Linked DNA regions of Homo sapiens: regions 1 and 2 are each linked to region 3. Evidence: read pairs that join two places in POLR2A ChIA-PET (ENCODE). Cell type or tissue: GM12878. All regions are shown on one strand.

Region 1 (8,000 bases), 150 kb before region 3:
TCCCCGAGGTAACACTTGTGAAGCCTTTGAGTTCCTGGAAGAAAGGCTCCCTAGAAACACTAGGCAAGTGTCATAAATATGCATGTGTGTTTTATCCTGTTATCATTATAGTCCTACTGGGTGGGGTGCATGTCTGACACTCTCAAAATTTAAGGGGCAATGTCCCCTTTGATTACAGGGCATTCTGCAGTGAACTAACTTCCAAACCATCTCCAACTTGCATTCAAGCAGCATCTTTTAACTTCAAGCCAAGCGGTTAGTTTGCCTTGAAGTGACTATTTCACCGAGCAGGGAAGATGCCGGCTTTTCATTTCCATTCCTTTATAGCTGGTTCTCTATGCATTGCCTCAGAGGCTGAGTTTGTCAAGATAAGTAAACAGCAAAACCCAGTGTGCTTTTTCTCAGGACGACCCCGTCGTCTGAGGCAGATTAAGTGTAGTGAAAGCTGACATCCAAGCCATCCTACCTTCGGAAATTCTCTGGGAGGAAAAATGAACCCAAAAGTGTGCCCATTCCAGGTGACAGGGAGCATCTAAATGTTGCAGGCATTCCTAGGGGCAAATTTATGTCAGATGTAGGATTTTTCTACAGCAGACATGTCACCTTTGTCTTACCTTCATTCGGCCAAACCTACTCACTTTGTAGTTCATGTTCAATTTCTGCTCTTCGTGTGGTTTTAAAGGGACTCCACGTGAGTCCACATCCATTTAGTTTGTTAAGAGGGTTTGTTGGCCACCACCATTGTGTCCACCTTCTCCTGCACGCTTTCTACTGATGAGCCATCACCATGCAATCCTCAATAGAATGTAAATGGTGTTTTGAAGCTGCATGCATTCTTTAGCTTCTGAGGTCACTTCATCTCAGGGATTATCCAGATTTTCATTGTCTAAAACAGTTATTTTGTATGTGGCAATTATATAAACATCTGGATGAATCCAGACTTGTATTTGCTAACTTTTGTACCAAATGCAGTTGGCTCCAAAGCATTGGTATATATGGGGGCTAAACGGAAAATAATTTCTGTATGAAAATGTGGAAATTCTGTCTTCTAAAAATATGGTTAAATCTAATTCCCAAGATTAACACCTTCCTAGTATTTACAGAGCAGCCGATGTCTACAGTGGACCTCTAACCCTGGAATGTAGCCTTTTTTAGCATGCAGTCAATGTATTGACAAAAGCTGTAGGCGGCTTTTGATCTATTGGCATTTTTGTATTAAGAGGAGTCAGAATATATATACACACAGCCACCAGAATCAACCTTGACACAGTCAAGTCAGTTATTTCAGCTACCTTTTCCATGAAGTACAGGATGGGACCACAGAGAACTCCTAATGGTGTAGCAATGCACATTGACCATTAAGATGGATGGAAGGTCAGGATACACAAGCCATGACTCAGTCATTTCTGCTCTAGAGACACGTCCTGCACCTTCTCCCAGGAAGACATCAATTCATGTCTACTTCTATACCACCAAGCCATTCAGTGGCTATTGTCAAAGTGCCTGAATTAAATGGGTGAAGAGAATCTCCCAGAAATTCACCCCAAACCCATACCAAAGCCAGACTTAAAATTCACAGTTATTATTCAGCGAGTGGATGGAGCACTGGTACCCTGCTGCTGGTGAACATGGAGAGCTCCAAAGTTGATATTGTCTACTCTAGTGTAGCACAGTGGGCACGCAGCAACCATGATTATGCAGAAGGGGGTAAGAGGGACAAAAAATGAGATACGCAAATTTGGAGACAACATTGTCTTATGCAGTTGAACCATAAAATTGATATCTGTAGACTAAGGAGACAGGCAAAGCCTCCTAAAATTTGAGAAAGAGCCATAGGCCTGTATGACATGACTGTCACCTGGTGATTAGGTTAAATATCTAAAGAAAGGCTTGATCAGTCAGGAGGAGTTTGACAATCATGAAAACACAGAAGGCCAGGCATGGTGGCTCACACCTGTAATCCCAGCACTTTGGGAGGCTGAGGCGGGCGGATCACGAGGTCAGGAGTTCGAGACCAGCCTGACCAACATGGTGAAACCCCGTCTTTACTAAAAATACAAAAATACAAAAAAAAAATTAGCCAGGCGTGGTGGCAGGTGCCTGTAATCTCAGCTACTAGGGAGGCTGAGGCAGGAGAATTGCTTGAACACTGGAGGCGGAGGTTGCAGTGAGCCAAGATCAGGCCACTGCACTCCAGCCTGGCTGACGGTGCAAGACTCCGTCAAAAAAAAAAGAAAGAAAGAAAAAGAAAACACAGAGAAAGGAGCACCTCCAGTCCTGAAAGAGGAGAGCCACCTGGCCTGTGGATACAACGGCTAGTCTTGGGGGCAGGTCAACTCTGAGGAAGGCAACTGGGCTGCTTCTCAGAGCTTAATGCCAGTAAGCATTCATGTTCTTTCACCAGGCCCCCTGTTAGAAGTGCATGCTCACCCACACGACCCGCTGACTACAAGGCACCTTCCCAGGTCATGTGCACGTTTCAAAACAATAAACTGGCATTCTGGTGTATACATCAGCCTTTTGGAGTTTAACATTGGTTAATGTCAACCAGTTAACATTGGTTCATGTTGGTGCATCCGGGGAGACACATCCCGTTCGGTTAGCATTAGGAATGCTATGGCAATTAGAATAGGTACAATAAGAAGTAGGAGGTTGGCTATGGGCACGTTGTTAAGAAGAGGAATTGAACCTCTGCCCATAAAGTTGTAAATTTTACGCAATTGCCGGGCTCTGCCGTCTTAACAGACTCTGTTCTTGAGTAAGTGTGGGTACGGTGGTAAATTGAGATGATACCATTTACGGGGGGAGGCCCGTAAATGCCTCCCTTCAGTGAGGCATTTACTGTCTCACTGTGAAAACTGCCTTCCTTCATCGTTAGGCTTCAACCCCCTTTTTAAAGCAATGAACACGCATTATTTACAAAAGTGGGTAAACATATACTAATACACTTTCCATTACGATGCCTGAAACACTATGATGGCACCACAAGGGCAACAATAAGAATAAAATTATCCTATTTGAGGAAAAGATGTTAATTAAGTAAATTATTTTCTCACCTGACTGGCTTGTCGGCAGTTGGAGGGCAGAAGCTGGGTTTTTATATTGGATATATCTCTACTTTATGTTTATTTTGTCCTTTACAATGCCTGGCCCAGTTCTGGGTATATGCACATGCAAACATTTGTTAGTTTATCAAGCAAATGAACAACAGCAGCTGAACAATACATTGCAACCGACCGCAACTATGGGATGCGAACTAAGCCAAAAGCCTTGATGCATGAAGCCAAAGGGCAAAGCCTCAAACACCAGTGGGCCCAAGAGATTTGCTCCTGACTCCTAAAGCCTCAAACACCAGTGGGCCCAAGAGGTTTGCTCTGGACTCAGGCCATCCTGTTCCCAGCAAGCAGGCACCTGGCTCAGATGCTTGATTTCATTCAGCCACATTGTCTTCAGCTCCCCAGTGCAGTATGTGAAGGAGCAAGGAAATCTTGGTACCGGGAGGTCACTGAGGGCCCATCGCTTACTCCTTCTGAGCTCACTGCTGGTACTGGGACAGGTTGGGTCCTGGGGTGTCTCTGTGTCTAGATGCTACTGCAGGCGGCAGCAGCATTGACGGAGCATTGTCAGCTCTCCCTCCCTGCTCACTGGGAGAGAAAAGATTTTTCATTTCATACATCATTTACAACTTGCTGCCGTGATTCTAAAAAACCAGTGGGCTTCATCAAGTTAATGAGCAAGAAAAACATATTTGGTGAGTGTGTTAATTTTTTGAAAGTTCTGCAGAGCCCAGGACATTAGGCAACATGCATAGGGCAGCTCGGCACACCGGGGAGTCCCCTCCCCCCTAAATTTATTCTACCCAGCTATGGGGGTACCTGCTATTGACTAATAAGTCAGCAAATGTGTCTTAATAGAAATTCAACAACAAATACGTCACTCACTTTGTGTTCTCTGTATATTTTCATGTGGGAACATTTGGGACCGTGAGCAAAAGTTACCAATGGCCCAGCTGAGTTTCTCTTTCTACACAGGGCAGTCTCTACTACAAGAGAGAGCAGCATGGAGGAACAGCTACAGTGAGAATTCAGATCAGAAGGAGAAGGAATCATACTGAATCTTAGTGTGTGGGATTTCTAAAATGATAGGAGACTATCTAAAGAACGACGCAGTAATGAAGGGGAAAGACTAGACATTTGGATGAAATAGCTCTGTCAGAGAACCAAAAGAAGATACTGAAATAAGTCTTCATTTATTAAAGGATCCTTTTAGAGTGCTTATTCTTCTCTATCAAAATCGGGTACTTTACGCTGGTTAAATACATCTCTGAATTAATCTGCCTGTGAAACCATTGAACCGGGAGAGTCACATTACATTTTACAGTTTCTGTCTTTGAGTTTCATCATAAATTAGACATCTGAGATTATCCCCAGCAAGTTCATGGTCTTGGCAGAACTCACACCCAGACCTGAAAGAGTATGTCTGCATTTTTCTCATCTCTTTTCGACACACTGGAGATGTGTGAATTTGTGTCTTATTAGAGATGGGGAAATGTTTGCAGCACTATTAAATGGCAACTATGTGAATTGAATTGAATTTTAAATTGAAACACAAAATGATAGTTACTACTTCAGGGCTTAGACTATTCCCCTTTCTACACAAAATTGAGAATGGATGGGGCAACATTTTAATATCTCATAAAATTCATTTAAAGAGGGTCAATTTCTGGACTCCCACCTATCACGAAAATGACCAACTATAAACACACACATGTACACACAATTCAAAACTCCTGGAGACCATAAATAGAATAGATCATTTAGATTAAGCAAATGGCATAGGAGACAGAATACTTTTGCTGAGAATCATTGCGCTAAACTAGTTGTTTTCTAGATAAGACAAAATGTAAAACAGTCTATTTCAGAAAAGATACGAAATAAGTATCACTATTTTGGGGAGGAACATAATTGTGTTTTGTTGGGAAATATAAATCCAGGAAACACTTTTGTATTTTGATATTTAATGGCCTTTTCTATTCCTTCTTGCTGTGGTGATAAACCTCTACTTGACAAAGAAATGCAGTTTTCAGTAACTGAGGCTGCAGCCAAGCTATCAGCTCAGGAAGGTGCAGGCTCATTCCACACCCAAAGACAGAATATGTGTGTGGCACCCGGTGATTGTTTAGGAGTGTCAGTAAGAAATGTCCTGATTTGCAAAGCATTTCTGGAGAAGAGATTTGAGAAATGTGACCCACAAGAATGAGGCCAAGGAAAGCAAAGAATCAGCACTGCCTTGGGTGTTAAATGCCTGCCTTGGGTGCCCCACTTCTAGGAAGAAGCACACAGCCTTCCCTGCATCCTCTCAGCATCCCCGTCACCTTCCTGGGCTGTACAGGGCAGGCAATGGAGCCAAGTGTCTGCATCTATACAAGGACCTTATGGGCAAGTACCCCATGTCCTCCAGCACAACCCTCAGACCCTAATTAACTCCCCCATCTAAACCTTAGGCTCACTTTCCACAGCTCACAGTAGTAAATGTTTGCAGGTCTACACTGTAAAAGCAAGGCCCAGCCAGACCACTTCACAGGAAACCTCAAAATTCCCAGCAGAACCTATACACAGGTGGGGAGAAACAGTAACAAACGAATGATGGGGACGTTGGTCAAGAGACAGCTGCCTGGGGCAGGACCCGACTGCAGTGGGGAAAGAATATTCTGGAAAGGCTGGAAGAAAGGCTCTGTCCCTTCTTCACTGTAGTAGGAGTCTTAAAGGCCACCTGGTCCAACAGCTGCCAGGCAACCAAAACGCCCCACCCCACCCAGCTTCCAGCTCTGTAGGGACACACGGGAAGGTGACCCCAGTGAGCCACACTCTTGCATCCTCCCCTCCCGAGTACAGACAGAGCCTGTGACTTGCTTCCAGCCCAGAGAAATGGCAGAGGTGATTGGACAGTCCTTTCTGTGACTCTGTCACATTAAATTCAACTCCATTTTAGCAGACTAGAATGAGAGATTCTCTTGCCGGTTGTGGTAGGCAGAGTAACTCTCCCCACCCCACCAGAGATGTCTATGCTCTAATTCCAGGAGCCTGTAATGTTACATCACATGGCAACAAAAGCCCCTGCAGGCTGGGTGTTGTAGCTCGCACCTGTAATCCCAGCACTTTCAGAGGCCATGGGGGGAGAAGGCCTTGAGCCTAGGAGTTAGAGACCAGCCTGGGTTACACAGGGAGACCCCATCTCTACAAACAAACAAAAAGAGTCTGCAGATGTAATTAAGGTTACAGAACCCCAAATGTGAAAATTATCCTGGATTATCCAGAAGGGTCCAATCTAATCACAAAAGCCATTAAAAGCAGGGAATGTTCTCTGGTTGGAATCATGGAGACGCCGGCAAAAGGAAGGCAGAGACGTTTCCAGCATGAAAGGGATTCAACGCACCCTTGCTGGTCCTGAAATGCGGGACCCACGTGCAGGGCTTCTAGGAGGCGAGGGTATCCCTCAGCTCACAGCCAGCAAGGCAGTGGGGACCCAGTCCTACAACTGCAAGGACCTGAATCCTGCCAACAACCTGAATGAGCCTGGAAGCCACTAGCTCCCCAAAGCCTCCAGAAAGAATCAAAGTCCTGTCTACACTTTCTGGGACCTGGAGTCGAAAAGCCAGCTGAGCCCAGACTTCTGACATGTGGAAATTATGAAATAATACACTGGTGGTGTTTTTGGCCACTAAATGGTGGTGATTTCTTATAGCAGCGATAAAAAACTAATACACCGGCCACGAAGAAGTAGGCTGCCATGCTGCAAAAAAGCCAGCTGGCAAGCAGCTGACAGCAGCCCCACCTGACGGCCACCAAGGAAACAGAGCCTCAGCCCCCCAGTCACAAGCACCTCAATTCTGCCAGCCACCACAGCAGCTGGAAAGAGGACCCCAACTCCAGACACGGATTCAGCCCAGCCAGCACCTTCACTGGAGCCTTGTAAGGCCCAGACCCCTGTGGCTCAGCAACTGTGAGATGGTGAATGTAGGTTGTTTTAAGCCACCAAGGCAATCTGTAACTAATGCACCCCCTTCAGGACTGTGGTCCAGGCTGCTTCCTGACCACATCATCCCAGCACCTAAACTCACTTTTTCTAATTCAGGATTGGGACTTGTGTGTAACATATAAGAATTTAGGATAAAGACCTAACATGACTGAGCACCAATTACATGCAAACATAGAGTCTCTCTTTCCCAGCACATTTTAAATCATGTCTGTCTAAGTCTAGAGACCACGCCCTGCTCTTCACAACGGCGATACACTTCTCAAATGTGGACGCCACGCAATAATGAACTCCTGTTCATGGCATTTGCATTCAGAGTCTGCCTCTGAGTCATGCAAGAACACCATCCCATCGCTTTGCTCCAAATGTTTTCCTCCTAAAGTATCTTATCCAATTTGTAGCCACCAAAGAAATTTTCCTAGAAAAAAAGCTATCACACCAGGAAGACAGTCATATACTGTGTCTGGACTAGACTACGGCTTGGAACGTCCCTTCCATCTTGAGAGTCTGTGATTCTAACTCCCACTGGGGCCTACTTGGAAAACACGTTTGGTCTCCCAACATAAGTATCTTTGAAATTATTTTTGAAAGGACAAACATTCACCTGCTTGTAAAATCAGTCCCATCGCTTCCTAGTGGCCCCCGAGGGTCCCCTCCTTGCTTGCTCCACCTTGAAGGGTCACCTAGTCCCCCGTCCACTACCGCTAACACCCAGACGCTGCCTCTGAGCATCTGTGAAGGGGAGGGAGGATGCTTGGGAGAGTGCTGAGCATGCATTTTCTCCACTCTCCGAACTTTCTTTTTCAAAAGAAAATTTCTTCAAACAAAGCAGTTACAAGTCCTTAGTCCGTTGAAGTTTGAAAACAAAGATATCTTTGAGTTTTCTAAACACATACTAAAATAAAGGTTATTTTTTCACTTTCAAAAAAGACAGATCGATTCTTTTGGCGTTCAAATACAGCCAG
Region 2 (8,000 bases), 110 kb after region 3:
TTTTCTTTTTATCAGATTGACTCTAGTATGCAGAGATGATGGAATTTTCGTGCATGTGGTCTTGTACATTTATTAAGCCTTTTCAATGAAGATTTAAGAGCCAACATTTTATTTATGAAATTCAGTCCACATTTATAATGTTGTATAATAGAAATGTATGTACATTTCCTGTGATTTTTCAGTATAGAAGAATAATGGATCTTGCAAAGATTGTAGTTGCTGTTACTTACCTTTTTAAGAGAGAACCAAAATATTTTCCTTTCCTTTCCTTTCGTTTCAGTGTTCTCTAAGCTGTGTGTCTATCTATAAATCTTTATCCATCCACCATCTTCCTCCCTCTGTACTTACCTGTCTTAAACTTACCTAGACTTACCTTTGCCTTCGTTTTGCATTTATGATTTTTCCCTCCTTTCTCTTCAAGTGAATGCTTTATTTTTGTTTTCATGGTGTGTTTTTTTCTTGCTTTCATTTTATCTTTTTCTCTTTTTTTTTTTTTTAAATTCCTTTTTTGATCTAGTTCTTCCTGCCCCTCCACAGCTGCCCACATTGAGTGGGTTAGTTGTAAGTGTCCCATTCCACATCCTGTCTTGGGTGGGCTTTCCTGTAAGATTTTTCCTGGGTGTCTGTTATTACCTTTTTTTCCAATACATATTAAAACAATTGGCCATTTTTCATCATGTTTAGGAAACACTTAGCCTTGTTTTCCTCATCTGCAAAATAGGGATGATGAAACGTAATTTACGTGGTTGCTAAGAGAGCTAAATTAGTTGAGGTGTGTAAAGCATATAGCTTTACATCCAATGTGAAATAAGTGTTCATTAAATGTTAGTGGCAGAGGTAATAGTAGTTGTAACGTTGAATTGCCTGGTATGATGGAGAATGTTTCTAAAGAACACCCCTCAAGGCTGGGCATGGTGGCTCACTCCTGTAATCCCAGCACTTTGGGAGGCTGAGACTGGCTGATCAGTTGAGGTCAGGAGTTCGAGACTAGCCTGGACAACATGGTGAAACCCCATCTCTACCAGAAAATACAAAAATTAGCTGGGTGTGGTGGTGCACGCCTGTAGTTCCAGCTTCTTGGGAGGATGAGGCAGGAGAATCACTTGAACCTGGAAGCGGAGGTTGCAGTGAACTGAGATTGCACCACTGCACACCAGCCTGGGTGACAGAGCAAGACTCCGTCTCAAAAAAAAAGCAAAAAAAAAAACACCCCTCAATTTTGGATTACATTGATAATTAGGGGCCAGATCATAAAGAGAGCTTTATTTACTGTATTAGTTTGTTCTTACACTGCTATCAAGATATACCTGAGACTGGGTAATTTATAAAGGAAAGAGGTTTAGTTGACTCATAGTTCTGCATGGCTGGGGAGGCCTCAGGAAACTTAGAATCATGGTAGAAGGCACCTCTTCACAGGGTGGCAGGGGAGAGAATGAGTGCCCAGCGAAGGGGGAAGCCCCTTATAAAACCATCAGATTTCGTGAGAACTAACACAATCACGAGAACAGCCTGGAGGAAGCCATCCCCATGATTCAATCACCTCCCACCAAGTCCCTCCTACAACACATGGGGATTATGGGAACTATAATTCCAGATAAGATTTGAGTGGGGACAAGCCTAATCATATCAACGTATCATGAAAAGATTACATTTTATTCCAGGGGTCATAGAAACCATTGAAGAATTTTACTACTAAGAGAGATGTGATCTGATTGGCAAAAAAAAAAAAAAAAAAAAAAGAAATTGGCCCTTTTTGTGTCTTAATGTTCCTATTTCACCCACCCTTAAAATATAAAATTTAAAGATTAGGCAGTATTACTAATGGCCAGTACTTATAAAGTGACATGTAAATAGGACAAGAGTTTAACAAATGTAAACATCTCACTAAATTTTAGTACTTCACTTACCAACCCTTGGATGTTTAGCTAATAATTGCTAATTATAACTATGCATTTGTTTGCTTATACTACTCTGGCAGGAACAGGCCTCTCTCAGCTTACTCAGTAGGCCAAGTTAGAGATTCTGGGTTGGGCCCTAGTTTTTCAGGGATGTAGTATTGGCTCATTGGATTTAAATCTTAGGGAAAATCTGGTGGAGACACTTTGCCTCCACCTGCAGCCTGCTGTGCTGGATGTGTAGTGAGGGAATGAGACAGGATAGGCCCGAGAGTAAAGTGGTCTGTTTGAATCCCCAGTTCTGCCACTCATTTTTTGTAAAATGGGAATAATGATAATATCTAAGTTCTGGGGTTATTTTGAGGATTAAATGAGGTCGCATGTTTAAAGCATATAGGATGTTGTCCGAGTGTCAGCTTTTATTGTTACCATTACTATTCTTGAGGAAACCTAGCAGGTTTACACTTCACCAAGGAAGGGCAGCTATTGGTTTGCCTATAGGAGTATGCTCTCTCTGCTCTCAGAGGGCCTACAAGAAAATTTTTTTTCTATCCAAATGTCACCTTTGCTTTTATTTTCTTTCCTTTCCATACACGGAAGAAAAAATAGGAAAAAGAATTACATATACTTTGCAACTTTTTAATTATTTATTTAATTTTATTTTTTTTTAGAGACAGTGGAGTGCAGTGGCACCATTGTAACTCACTGCAGCGTGTAACTCCTGGGCTTAGGTGATCCTCCCATCTCAGCCTCCTAAGTAGCTGGAATCACAGATGCGCACTGCCACAACCAGCTAATTTTTAAATTTTTTTGTGGAGATGGAGTCTCGCTGTGTTGCCTAAACTGGTCTCAGAGTCCTGGCCTCAAGTGATCCTCCTGCCTTGGCCTCCTGATGTGTTGGGATTACAGGTGTGAGCCACTGTGCCCAGCCACATTTTTCAGCTTTGAAACCCTGTAATGTGAGTTCCCCCTCACTCCAGTTAGAAAGCTCATTTCTAATTTCCGTATTGGCCACTTTTTCTGTGTCACATTCACTAAATTAGGTTTAATGGTGGGTCCCAAAATCATAACCATAAACCTTGTTGAGGTTCTGTTTTCTTGTCCATAAAATGGGGATTAAGTGAATTGCTGGAAGGGTGCGTTGCCCAGGTCCTCAATAAGTGATAAACTCACGTTCAGCACATTCAACAAACTTTTAAAGGTTTTTAAATAAAAAAAGCAAAGGCTTATGGTCTTTGGAAGGTTCTTTTAGTTTCTCAAGTTGGGACCCCATGCCTTACCGTGCCACTGAGTTGAAGAACAGGTTCTACCTCTGGCTTTCAGAACCTCCTTAGAGCTGGTTTGGAGGTGTTCCTGCTCTCTACGTGTCCTTTCTTCTAAAAACACATTTCACAAAAATACATTTCACAGACTTTACTGTATCATATTTTCAACCAGAGTTTAAATGGGGATTGTTTGGTTTTGCTTAATAATACTACTTTACAGATGATTTAATAATTTCCAAAGTGCTTTTCTTATCTAGTCCTCACAGTAATCTTGCGAGGTTTGGTTAATATCCCTGTTTCGTGTGTGCTGAAGCAGAAGCACAGTGACTTGGCTAAGGACACGACTTTATTTCAAACCAGGTTTTGTGACCCAAATCTGAGCTTTTGCACCTCACACTGTTGCTGTGGTGTGTTACAGTGATTCTTTAGCTTAGAGACACGTTTGGATCAGGGGGTCAGCAAACTTTTCCTACGAAGGGCCACATAGTAAATAATTCAGGTTTTCTGGGCCAGATGATGTTTGTTTCAACTACTCAGCTCCGCTGAGGCAGTGCTGAAGTGTCCATAGACAATCCGTAAATGAACGTGGGAGGAGGCTGCGTGCCAGAAAAGCTATGGATGCTGAAATTGAATTTCATGTAATTTTACATGTCTTAAAATATTCTTTTGATTTCTTTCCCCCAACCATTTAAAAATGTAAAACATATTCTTAGCTTATGGGTCCTACAAAAACCAAGCGGTGGACCAGATTTGTCTGGAGGACCGCAGCTTGCCAACCCCTGGACAGCGTGCGTTTTTCCATTTCCAGTTCCGTCCAAGTATTGTGCACCCCCCCACGCCCCACCCAGTGAAGCATCTTTGTTTGCACAACTCTTTATTCTCTAGCATCTCAGCTAACAGGAAGCTGGGAGAAAGTTCAGATCTATGGAGTGGAAGAGCCCAGGGTGAAGGGAGCCAGCGGATCACGTGGTGTCGGAAACGCCTTAAGCAAGAAGCTTGCATGTCAGAAACCAAGCTCAGGGTTCTCTGTTGTGTTTTGGTTTTTACTGCCCGCCATCTAGTTGAGTTTCTTCATGTTCTAGGAGCTCTGTCAGTTCTTTAATTTCCCCCCACTAGAGTTTTGAGGTTTTTTCTTAAGGTTTTTTTTTTTTTGAAAAAGAGAGTTACAGACATGTAGTGCATTAGTATAGTTTGATTATTAAAAGATTCAAACGCTGGCAAAAACGTGTATGTTGAATATTTAAACTCTCATTTACTGCTTCCCCTTCCCAGAAGTATATGCTCTTAAGTTAAATGTGTCTTTTAGTTGATTTTAAAATACTGCATGTGAACATAGACAATTATATAAATATAAACATCTGTATATAAGATGATATTGTACGTGTTCTCTGACCTTTTCCTTACAGAAAGTTCCTTGGATCACACCACAGTGGTTCGACTTTTTGCTTTGGGTAATTTGTTGTGTGAGCAAGAGAGGTTCTCAGTTGTCTAAGCAGTCACTGAACAGTGAAAAAACACAATATCATTTTTTTTGCTGTGGACTGTGGAATCATTTTAGAATGTCACCCTCTTTTGAGGCAGTTGGCAGGATTTGCCCGGAAGGATCAGGATAGGGTCTTTGGGTCTGAGTCCTGCGTGACTTCCTTTTCTGACAGCCTCAGATGCAGTCCTAGACTCCCGTGTCATTGAGCGCTGTCCATAACATCTTACCATGAGTGTGCTATAAAAATACAACCTCTTCATTGTTAAGCCGTGTTACTGTTGAGGCTTTAACCCTATTGTATCCCAAAGCAGAAGCAGAGGTAGATATTTCAAAGTAATTGGATTTAGTAATTGAAATTTCAAAAGTAATTGAGAGATGAGAGCGTTTCCTATTTGGAAGACATCAGCTGGATTTTATTTTATTTTTCCCGAAGTTATTTGCATTCTGTCTTGTTAGCTTTAGAAATAAGAACAGGGAAAACAGAAAGGAGAACATGTAGTGGTATAATGTAGATCTTAAAATACTTCAGAGTTCTCATTCTTTTTTTGGTATGGTACTCAATAGGTATTCTAGTCAAATGTAGGCTATGACTTTGTAAATAATCTCTCTTGAAAAAAGGGAGCCTTCATTGTGTTCTTGGCAGCCTATCACGTGGTGCTCTTGTGAGTGTGGGCTCCAGCCTACATTGACCGTGAACCAGAGCAGCCCTGTTACTAAAGTCAATGCTTGTAATTCTCTTACAGTCCTCATACCACAGATTTCCTTGCAATCATACTTTTTTCTTTCATTCTCTTTTTTACCTGTTTTGTTTTCAGTCTCAGCTAAAATTGAATATATATAAGTGTACTAACTCTCTATAAAGAAGTCTTTTTCTAATCTACATGCCACTATGAAAATTGAAAATAAAAACATTATCTGTATTGTTTAATAAGGATTTATTCATTAGTTGTGCACATTCTTTATTTGTTCATTTGGTTTTAAAATATCAATGCTCTTATTTTTACTTGATGAAAGGAGAGAAACTTCTTTTAACGAATGTTTTTAGAGGCACTAAAATCCTTGATTAAAAACAGTGTTAAGGATTTGTATTTCATTGTGCTTTGGGAGAAATGTCTTAAGATTTGTACACACGAGTTTGTTTTATCTGTGTGACTCTAATTAAAGTTAATCAAAGTCACATGGCTTAGCAAATCACTGAAGTTTCTTTTTGGAGGTTTTTATTCATTTTAGTAATTTGATTTGTTGATTTGCTATTAATCTTTTAAAAGTAAAACATCAATAACCTAATTTTATAAAGTATCAGGTGTCTTTTTTTTGGCCTACTTTACGTTACTTACTCTGTACTTTCAAGCAGGCACATAAAGGCTCAGTCTGTTTCAGCTCTGTGCACTGCTGAGCAGTGTCTTACCATGACTGACCTCCTGATTAAGAGGAAGTTAGCACGTGAGAGCCACATTGAGTCTGCTGGCCTTAGCTTCATGTGCTATGTGAGAGATGTGGTCATTTTGTACACAGGATGTTATAATGGGATATTGACATTTTACGGATCCAGCATCCTGTGTATAAATTAAGCTTTCTTTTTAAGAAGACATTTTACAGTTGTAAAATTCTCGCCTATTTGAATTTTGAGATCTTGATGAAACATAATCCCTGGAGTGCTCTTCCACTGTTGCAGTGTAATCTTTCCATATGATATCTGATTTAGTTGGAAGCAACTTAGTAATTATGCATGCTTAAAGGAAGCAACTTAATAAACAGGATTTTAGAGAAACCCAGTCAGAATTGTAAAATGGTACTGCTGAATCAATTGCATTACATAGAATTACTGGGTTAGATGTAGGTTTGAGATAAGTGGGCAGACCTGAGGCTCCTGTACCACCACCATTGTCAAGAGCATGTGAAGATTTGCCTTTTTCAAAGAAAAAAAAAAAAAAAAAAAAAGGACTCCCTTTCCCTTGGTTCGTTCAAAAATGATTCAAAAGTAGCCTTCTCAAGTCTGGTGGCTGAGGGCCACCAGAAAGTGGAGCGGGCCTTGGTTCTGACATGGGCTTAGCATGGTAGGCTAGGTAAAGTCAGCTCTGTGGAGGTGGGCACAGTTTGTCATGTGGTCAGGTGGCATGCAGAGGACAAAAAGATGCAGCTCTGAACTTGAGGATTTAAGCAATCATCTGGGAAATCAGCACAGCATGTGGCTGAGGAATCAGATTCAGGAGGGAGGTGAAGACTGTCAGGTGCAGCAGGCCCCATGTGTGACCTCTGCTGCTTTACATGTGAAATATAGGAAGGGGAAAAATAACTATTGAAAATCATTTCTGTTCCTTGTCAGCTTATACACATGTACTATTAAATAGTCACAGTTTAAACTACTTATTTTCAGTTCACTATTTTGTACACATTGTCCTATATTGGTATTATTGCTAGCATTTCTGCAATTTTTTGAGTTAGAATTTAGGGTGACCTCTCAAGAATATTTTGTCATACTGATTCCATCTACAGATATACGTTGTGGTAGGTTCTGGTTATAAAAGTGTAAATGGTAACAGCTGCCATTTACCAAAGATCCACCTGCCAGCCTGCCTGCTTTATAGATGAGGGGATTGAGGCCTGGGAGGTTGAGGAACTTGCCTCAGCTCCTGGAGCTGCGTTGGATTCCTGCTCTCATTCTGTCTTCCTTGTAAAGCGAGAGGGGTGTTCTCCTTTGGTTTGTAAACTCTCTTGCTATTTCACAGCCTCTGGTGTCCAGAAGACACATAAACAGACAATGGCAACCAAACCTTCTAAATTTTAGAACACAGGTTTCCTCAGGGGTCTCTGATCTCTTGATCATTTTCATTTTGCCTGGTGGTTTCAAGACAAACTTGATATAGAAGGTGATCCTTGAGTCAAGGCCTGAAAGATGAGGAATCAGCCCCCAATAACTTCTGGAATCGTGTGTCTTCAGGCTTCTGGAGAATGTGAGAGCACCAACACCAATATTTTGCACAGCAGCAGGTCTTATGTGGGAGGGGCAAGAGTGAGGAAGAGCTATATGAAATGTGTATTATTTGTATTAGCTTGTGGATTAGTTTGCTGTTGCTGCATAACACATTGAGTGGCTTAAAAGAACACACATCGATTATGTCAGTTTCTGGAGGTTAGGAGTCCAGGCATGGCTTAGCTGCCATACTCTGCTTGGGGTCGTAGAGGCTGTAATCCAGGTGTCAGCCGGGCTGCATTCTCATCTAGAGGCTTGACTGGGGAAGGCCGCCTCAGACTGTTGGCAGAATTTATTTCCTGGTGGCTGTAGAATTCATATCTGCCTGCTTCTTCAATGCCACCAGCAGAGAGAGAATCTGTAACTTCTGGGAAGGCCTGGAC
Region 3 (8,000 bases):
TAGAATAGTCAAACTCATAAAGACAGAAAGTAGAGTGCTGGTTACCAGGGACTAGGGAGATGGGAGGAGAATGAGAAGTTATTATTTTACAGATTCAGAGTTTCAGTTATGCAAGATGAAAAAGTTTTGGAGATGAAACCAAGTGAGGTAGCATGCATCTGTAGTCCCACCCACTCAAGAGGCTGAGGCAGGAGGATTGCTTGAGCCCAAGAGTCTGAGACCAGTCTGGGCAACATAGTCAGACCCTGTCTACACAAAAAATAAAAATTAGTTGCGTGTGGTGGTGCACTCCAGTAATCCTCACTACTCAGGAGGCTGAGGCAGGAGGATGACTTGATCTCAGGAGTTCGAGGCTAGCCTGGACAACATGGCAAGACTCCATATATTTAAAAACAAAATGTTCTGGAGGATAGTGGGGTGGTTGCACAACAATGTGAATGTACTTAATGCTACCAACTTTATACTGAAATATGGTTAAGAGGGTAAATTTCACTTATGTATATTTTATCACAATTTTTTAAAGGATATGGTCTTTGCATTTGGAGAGATCTAGTCTCAAATCCAACATCTCCTAGGTATGACCTTGAACAGGTTGCCTAAACTCCATGAGCCTCAGTTTCCTCCTGTCTAATGGGAATAAAAACACCTAACTTAGAGGATTTTTATAAGAATGAAAACATAAACAGATCTGTAGCGGATTCTGTGGAGAGCCACCCTTCAGGACTCAGGTGCCACTGCCCTAGCTGCTGGGGGTGTTGACTGCTGGCGGCCTACAGCTGTGTCGCTCTCCAGGCATCCGCTCCCACAGGGAGCTGCCTAGCCCAAGTCTATAACCCCTCTTGGGAGACAGCAACTGGTTGATGCTGGTTTATAAGGTCCAGCCCTCTTGCCTCAACTGGAGGAAACTCTGAAGGGTCCTCCCAACCCCACAGCTTTGGCGGGATCAGTTGGGGGTCTGTGTTGAGATACCCCACGTTCTCCCTCTTCCCAGCCCTGCTTCTCTCTTGTTCTTCTGCTGGTGGGAGAACAGGGCTTCTGCCTGTGCATTGCCAGCTCAGAGTCTGTTTCCAGGTAACCCTCTCCTGCTTCAAAATGTTCCAAGAGCTGCCCGTTGGCCTCAGAATGAAACCTGCAATGATTGTCATTTCCTGCAAGACCTGACACAGCAGAGTCACTTACTGTCTGTCCTGTTTCTTCTCCTGCCCCTCCTCCTGCCTCACCCCATTCCAGCCGCCCTGGTCTCAGGAATCCCCACAGCGCCTCTATACTTGCTGTTCTCTCTGCCTGGACCCTCGGCCTCTGGGGTTCACTTCATTCTTCCAGCCCACCCCGTCAGAGAGGCCTGTCTAAAATATCCCCTAGCTGGGCCCCAATGCCCCTCTATCCCTGTACCCTACTTCTTTTTCTTTTTCTTTTCTTTTGTCTTTTTCTTTTTCTTTTTTTTTTTTTTTTTTCTTTTGAGACGGAGTCTCGCTCTGTCACCAGGCTGGAGTGCAGTGGTGCGATCTCGGCTCACTTGAACCACCTCCCAGGTTCAAGCTATTCTCGTGCCTCAACCTCCCGAGTAGCTGGGATTACAGGCACACGCCACCACGCTTGGCTAATTTTTTTTTTATTTTTTATTTTTATTTTTTTTTTTAGTGGAGACCAGGTTTCACCACGTTGGCCAGGATGGTCTCAATTTCCCGACCTCGTGATCCGCCCACCTCGGTCTCCCAAAGTGCGGGGATTACAGGCATGAGCCACTGCCCCTGGCTCTTTATAGCATTGATCATTCCCTGAAATGATCGTGCATACTCATTTGCTTATAAGTACTAGAATGTTTCCCAAAGGCAGGGACTTGCTCTGCCTTCTGCCCTATGGTTCTCCCAGCAACTAGAATCCCTGGCACATACTAGGCACTCCAGAAACATTTGTGGAAAGAATTAATGAATTAGAGCTAATGCACACTGAGCATATAACTCAGTGTATACCATATGTCAGGGCCTCACAGATAGTACATTATTATTTTATTATATTTCTTGTCTGTCCAATTCAGACAGAGAATGTCAGACAAGGTCCTTTTTTTGTATCCCTTTCTATAGCACCAGGCACAGAAGCCCTCCATAAATACTTCTTAACTAGACTTAATATGTTCTAAAGCCAATGGTGAGATAGAACTGAGATTATTTTTTTCGTGGCTGGCTATCAGTTCTATTTCATTTGAATGGCCAAGATTCTCTCACAGCACATCAGGTCTCTATTAAAATTAATTATGATCAGACTCTATCCATCCATCACTTAGGGAGAAAAGATGACAGAGGTGTCCCTCCAAAGTCATCCTGGCCACTCCTGGAGGTGGAAGATTGCTCTGGGGCCCAATGTGACGTGTCTTCACTCTAATCATCAAATATTTTTAAATATTACTCAATAATCTCTAAGAAACTACAAAAAGGGAGGTCATCAATGTGAGTTCTGCCCCCAAAATCACTTAAAGTCCAAACTTGGCAGAGAAGAGAGGCCCCATCACTCTGCACCTGTTCCCTAGCCAGTTCTCACGGCCCAGGGCAATTTCCCCTTTCACTTCCCCTCAAGGGGAATGTACCGCCAAGCACTCCTACCTGGTTTGACATCCCATGTTCATGGCTGGATAATGACAGAGCCCTTCATGAATTCTATGGCATGCAGTATCTTCTGCTCTGCCATGTTCAGGGAGGAGAGAATACACATGCACAGCTGAAATCCCCTAGACAGTTACCATGTATCTATCTCCGTTCAGTGAAACAAGCCTGCAGAATGCTGTGAGCATTCTTTGTTCTTCTTCCTTTTTTGCAGATGTAAGAAAACCTAAGAAAGGGAAGCCATGTCCCTACCAGTAGGAACGCTTTCAAAGGAAGGGAAGGATGTGACAGCTGGGTGCCAGGCATGGTCCTAGAGAAACTGACATCCATTTTGTACTTTAATCCACATCAGGACACTTCAAGGTAGCTGATATTGTCTTCAATTTGCAGATGAGGAAAGAGATTAAAGAAATTAAGTGATATACGTTGGGTCATGTGGATGATAAATCATACACCAGGATTTGAAGTAAGCTTCCTCTGATTCCAGAATGTCTTCTAAGAATCTGCTACACTGCAACGTGCCTTTGGGCTGGTTAGTTACTCCCTTGAGTCCAAGCTTGGTTATCTTCCTTAATAGCTCCCTCTCTGCCCTGGATCCTATTTTTAAAAAACAACAGCTATAAAAAGTTACCCTACCAGATTAAAAAAGTCACCAATCTACAACAATTAAAACAGAACGGTGAGCAGTAAAACAGCAGTTCAAATATAAACTCAGGTGTGTGATAAAAGGAGCATTTCAGATCAATGGAGGACAAGAAGATTGTTCTATAAATGGTATTGGAAAACCTGGTTAGTGAAACAATTAGTAGATGCCCAATAAGTGTTTGTAATTTGTTTTACTGTAAAATTAAATGAGATAACACATGTTCTCCAGCTTCCGCAGTGACTGCTAAGAAAAGAGAGTCAGTGTAACTTTTTGAGGTCTGGACTTCCTAAGTCTCTCATCTAGATAGCACCCAGACCTTCATTCCTTAAAAAAATCTCCTACAATACTTTCAAATTTACAAAGTGCTTTCACTACCCCATTAGTGCAGGGCAGGTGTTCTTATTCTCACTTTCTATATATGGACACTGAGACTCAAGAGAGGTTACAATCGCAGCTGGCGTGGCCGTGTGAAACTTAAAGACGGCTTCCTGGTTCCTCGTGCCATGGTCTTAACACTAAACTCTCTATATATAGTCTCTCCCCACCCCCACCCTCATGTTCACACCACAAAATTTAACAATGGAAAACAAATAACATCAATACTTTACCAAGAGCACAGTAACTAGGTTAATTTCTATGTAATCCCAATCAGTCTTTGCCCATAGCACACATTTTACAACATTATCGTCATAGTTTAATTACAATTTAGTGGCCCATTTTCCCACTTAACAATGCTGTTTACAGTTTTGTAGCAAATGACTGATGTGCATCTTTCCTGTCTCTTGCACACTTCTCTTCTTTAAAGTCATCCATGTAAATCTCCATCTCTAATCCAATTGCTCTTAAATGAATTTCGTTCACTTGAGTGACTGCATTCAGTTGTGTTCCCCTTTACAGGCAGTCATTTATCGCTCTTCCCCCAGCAAGAAGTCCTGTTTCTTTTCCCAATCCATAGGTGACTTTAAATGTTGTTTGGTTTCCTGGGCTTTCAGGATTTCTCTCCTGCAGGTGAACCGCCAGGAGCTCTTCTTCTGCAGGTTCCTGCCTAGGTGTGAGCAGCATAAGGAACTGTCTCTTGCCTTCTTGGAGTTTATGACTATGGCACTCCTGTTAAGGAATCACTCCTCACTCCTTTTTTAACCTGTGGCTTTCCAATTTCACTTCCCCAGGCCAGTCATCACTAAAACCATGACTCACCCCCATGGTTTCCTCTCTGGCAAGGGAGAAATTTCAAACCTGAACATTTTCATCACCGTTATGTATACAGTATGATTCACGGAGACTCTATTAGCGTATTAAGTAAGTCATTATTTTCAATCGTCTACACTGTATGTTAAAAAACAGAGGCATTTTACTGCATACTTAATGTTCTATTCCCCCCATTTAGTAGATGGAAATGGCCTCATAGAAACATATCTGACTCAACCAGTCTCTGTTTGGAAACAATATAGAAAGAGACACAGAAAAGATACATTTTTTGGTCAGTGCCTGTCTTAAATGCTCCATAAGGTCAAGTTCAGTCAACTTGAAATAAGGAGTTATGGGGTCTTAACAAAGTAGCGCTCAAATAGTCTGTCAATAAATATCTATTGAATGTCAGCACCCAACTCTGTAGAAATGGCTGAAGGGAAATGCTGCTAAAAGCCACCTTGTCTGACAAACACATACACTGGCAAAATCTGCCAAAAGAGGGTGACATAAAATGAAGGTTGTAATGTTTTTAAAAGGTTGCTTTTGATCAGGCTATAACTGTAAAGTGCTTTCACTTAATTAAAATAGAGATGATAAAGCTACAGAAGAACAATAATAGTAATTGGGAAAGATACTGTTGTGATTGGTTTTGCTTTCAAGCATCTCCTTGTAAGAGTTTTATGCAAGGGGAGGGGCAAGAATCATTTTTCCTAAGAACTTATTTAATCTATTGATAAGTCTCATAATTTTCTTTTCCATCATTAAGGAGCTTTTCCTGGAGAAAAAGAAGTCCAAATTTCATTTTGGGAGGAAAGAAAGAAAATTTTTAAAAATTATGATTTAGCACGTCTTAGGCTGGGTGTAACTTTTCATGACTCAGCTAACAGGTTAGGAATGGCCAAGCATGGTTGAATATTCTGCTTTTGTGAGGCGTGGGCATTGCCAATAGTTGAAAGTTATGGTAGCTGTAATTCAGAAGCGGGAATAGAAGTGTCAACCTGAGAAAAATGTAGCACTAAAGTAACAAGCCAAATTGCTGGCATTGTCAGTAGCTGTGATTTCACTGTATTGATTGTCCCCTGTGAAATGTGAGGCTCTTTATTTGAATCATTTGTATGGGTGTCATATTGGGTTAATTGCAAAGCAATTGGATTTAATAATAATATAATGGTGTATCCATGTACATCGATTGCTAGAATTGTGAGATGTGAATTGCACTTGATCATGAGGTCGGGCTTCCCGATGCTACAGGATGAGCAAGTCCCAGGCTAATCGTGTAAATTTAAGCTGCCTAGGGTGAGCTTTAACTTATATGCCAGTTTGGATTGTTATTGCAAATGCTTTATAGGCCTGGAACATGACTGGTTATAAATGGGATGGCCTTGAACTTGAATTGTTTTAAAAAGCATAGCTTCATGTTGAGTTAACAGCATGCCGTGAAGATCAGTACCAACATAAACACAGTGAATGAAGGCTTTCTGTTGGCCATGCTTTTTTGTAGAATTTCATATTTGCTAAAATTATTTCAGTTGTAGCTAAGTTGCTTAGTCCCATTAAGTAAGAAATGCAAGAAAGATGGTTCTCGAAATGGGCAGGAATTCCCTGAACAGCATGGTCTCATGCCAAATAAACAAATCAATGACCGAGTTAATAATTTCATAATAATTGAAGATAAAACATAGTTATATATTTGCACAGTTATTTTTAACGTTTAAAATTGGTGGATATGTTTCACTTTTCCAGTTGAAGGATATTCCTTTCCAAAAGGGATGAAACAAGGGAACAATAGATTTTTATGGGAAAATTCCACATCCAAGAGATGAAAGGAAAACTTTAAAAATCAAGACAAATCTGAGGAGGAAAACTTGAGGCTTTAAAGAAAGAAGAAAAAGGAAGAGGAGGAGGAAGAAGAGAATGAGAAACAGATGAGTTAGAAAATGAGAAGATTGGCTGGGCACAGTGGCTCATGCCTGTAATCCCAACACTTTGGGAGGCCGAGGCGAGCGGATCACTTGAGGTCAGGAGTGAGACCAGCCTAGCCAATATGGCGAAATGCTGCCTCTACTAAAAATACAAAGAAATCAGCCGGGTGTGGTGGCGCATGCCTGTAATCCCAGCTACTCCGGAGGCTGAGGCGGGAGAATCGCTTGAACCTGGGAGGCAGAGGTTGCAGTGAGCCCAGATCGCATCACTATGGCACTCCAGCCCATCTCAAAAAAAAAAGAAAAAAGAAAGAAAGAAAATAAGAAGACTGAGTAACCATAAATATTGTCTGGCACAATACAGGCACTCAAATGTTTTTGAATATATACTTTGATTAACTAAGTGAAAAAGGTAGTAAAAAGGTGAGTAATAAATCAAAATGTATTGTCTAGACTGTTGAGTCTGATGTTTCTAAATAGAAACAACAAATGTTCTCCGTTTAGGCCAAGCTTTGCCACATGAGTTTACACTAAAATATCATTTCCACCAGTTATATTGACTGTGTTCACTGTTTGAACTAGTCCAATCTCTATAACGCTTTCTTCATATCATTTGACTTCATGATCAAATTAGAGAGGTGACTGGGAGAACGACTAACTTCCACAATTCATCCAAAAGCAATACAAAATCACTCACCCAAAGCCAGTACTACTGGGACCAAATGCATCCCATTTCCCTTCTGCTTTGGTGAATCTGACTTTCTTACCAACTTAAACAGCATTTTTGGGGGTACTAAGTCAAACATAAAATTAAATATGCCTAATAAGTGTATTTATCTATTAAGACATTAGCTGTATGTATTAGTTTCCTACAGGTTGGTCTTTCTAAGAGCACAGACCAATGCTAGAAGACGTTTATTAAACATTTTTCCAAAAGCTGTTCGCATGAATGTCTTCAGGGCTGAGTGGAGCCCCTTTCTAACTGCTAATGAATTATATGACCACGTGTTCAGAGCTGCGCCTGACTGAAGTTGACAGCTGAATCAACTGAAAAGAAACAGCAGCAACAGAAGAGAGAGAGAGAAAAGCTACTTTTATCTTTTACACAGATCTTTATTTTAATTTGATATATATGTAGTGATAATATTGCAGACTTAGGAGGACTTCAGGAATCTAGGAAATTCTAAAAGGGAGGCCTGAGGGAGATGAAACATCCTAACACTGGGAGGGAAATATATGTTTGTGGATAAAGTTCCACTCATGGTATTCTGTGGTGTCGGGGGACCACAGGAGTTGGCACCCCCTGTCGTGGCTACAGTTCCAATCTCTAGAGTTCCAATTTCTTGCTGTGATTTTACCATGTAGATGCCAGACACTGAATTTTCTTAATCGAAGCAAGACTGCTTAGGTCAAAATAGTAGAATGATGCGAATTTAAGTAGGAGTCAACAAAAGCAAAGCAACATGAACACAATGAATCTTACGTTACTATTCAAACATTTAGGTAGCTCCACATAAACTTTCCTGTTTTATAAAAAGTACAGATATTTTTTCAGATATTACTATGAAATTTGGACCTGATACCCAAGAAAAGTTAAAAATGAAATAACCTTCTCATTCTAAGCATATCCTTCCTCTGAAT

Evidence for each region. Peaks named below come from ENCODE experiments on the same cell type or tissue, not always from the same donor. Only the 100,000 strongest peaks of a DNase experiment are listed, where the experiment ranks them.
Region 1: POLR2A ChIA-PET joins it to region 3 with 5 read pairs; 2 of 35 experiments call an interaction of 5 or more read pairs at or near these places.
Region 2: POLR2A ChIA-PET joins it to region 3 with 6 read pairs; 4 of 35 experiments call an interaction of 5 or more read pairs at or near these places.

What each region holds. Positions count from the first base shown.
Region 1 is chr6:156,545,244-156,553,243 of GRCh38, forward strand. It overlaps the pseudogene NMTRV-TAC1-1. Among named protein-coding and RNA genes, the nearest start is that of SNORD28B, 170 kb to the left of the region's middle. In GM12878, no CTCF peak of the experiment used is centred here; no DNase peak of the experiment used is centred here.
Region 2 is chr6:156,803,151-156,811,150 of GRCh38, forward strand. All of the region lies in intron 1 of ARID1B (AT-rich interaction domain 1B), which reads left to right. Among named protein-coding and RNA genes, the nearest start is that of MIR4466, 27 kb to the left of the region's middle. RefSeq lists a silencer at 6,131-6,331. In GM12878, no CTCF peak of the experiment used is centred here; a DNase peak (open chromatin) is centred at 6,091; H3K27ac peaks cover 2,557 bases.
Region 3 is chr6:156,694,795-156,702,794 of GRCh38, forward strand. No RefSeq gene overlaps it. Among named protein-coding and RNA genes, the nearest start is that of ARID1B, 79 kb to the right of the region's middle. RefSeq lists enhancers at 2,268-2,317, 4,058-4,297. In GM12878, no CTCF peak of the experiment used is centred here; DNase peaks (open chromatin) are centred at 2,697, 3,667 and 4,397; H3K4me3 peaks cover 2,720 bases; H3K27ac peaks cover 6,485 bases.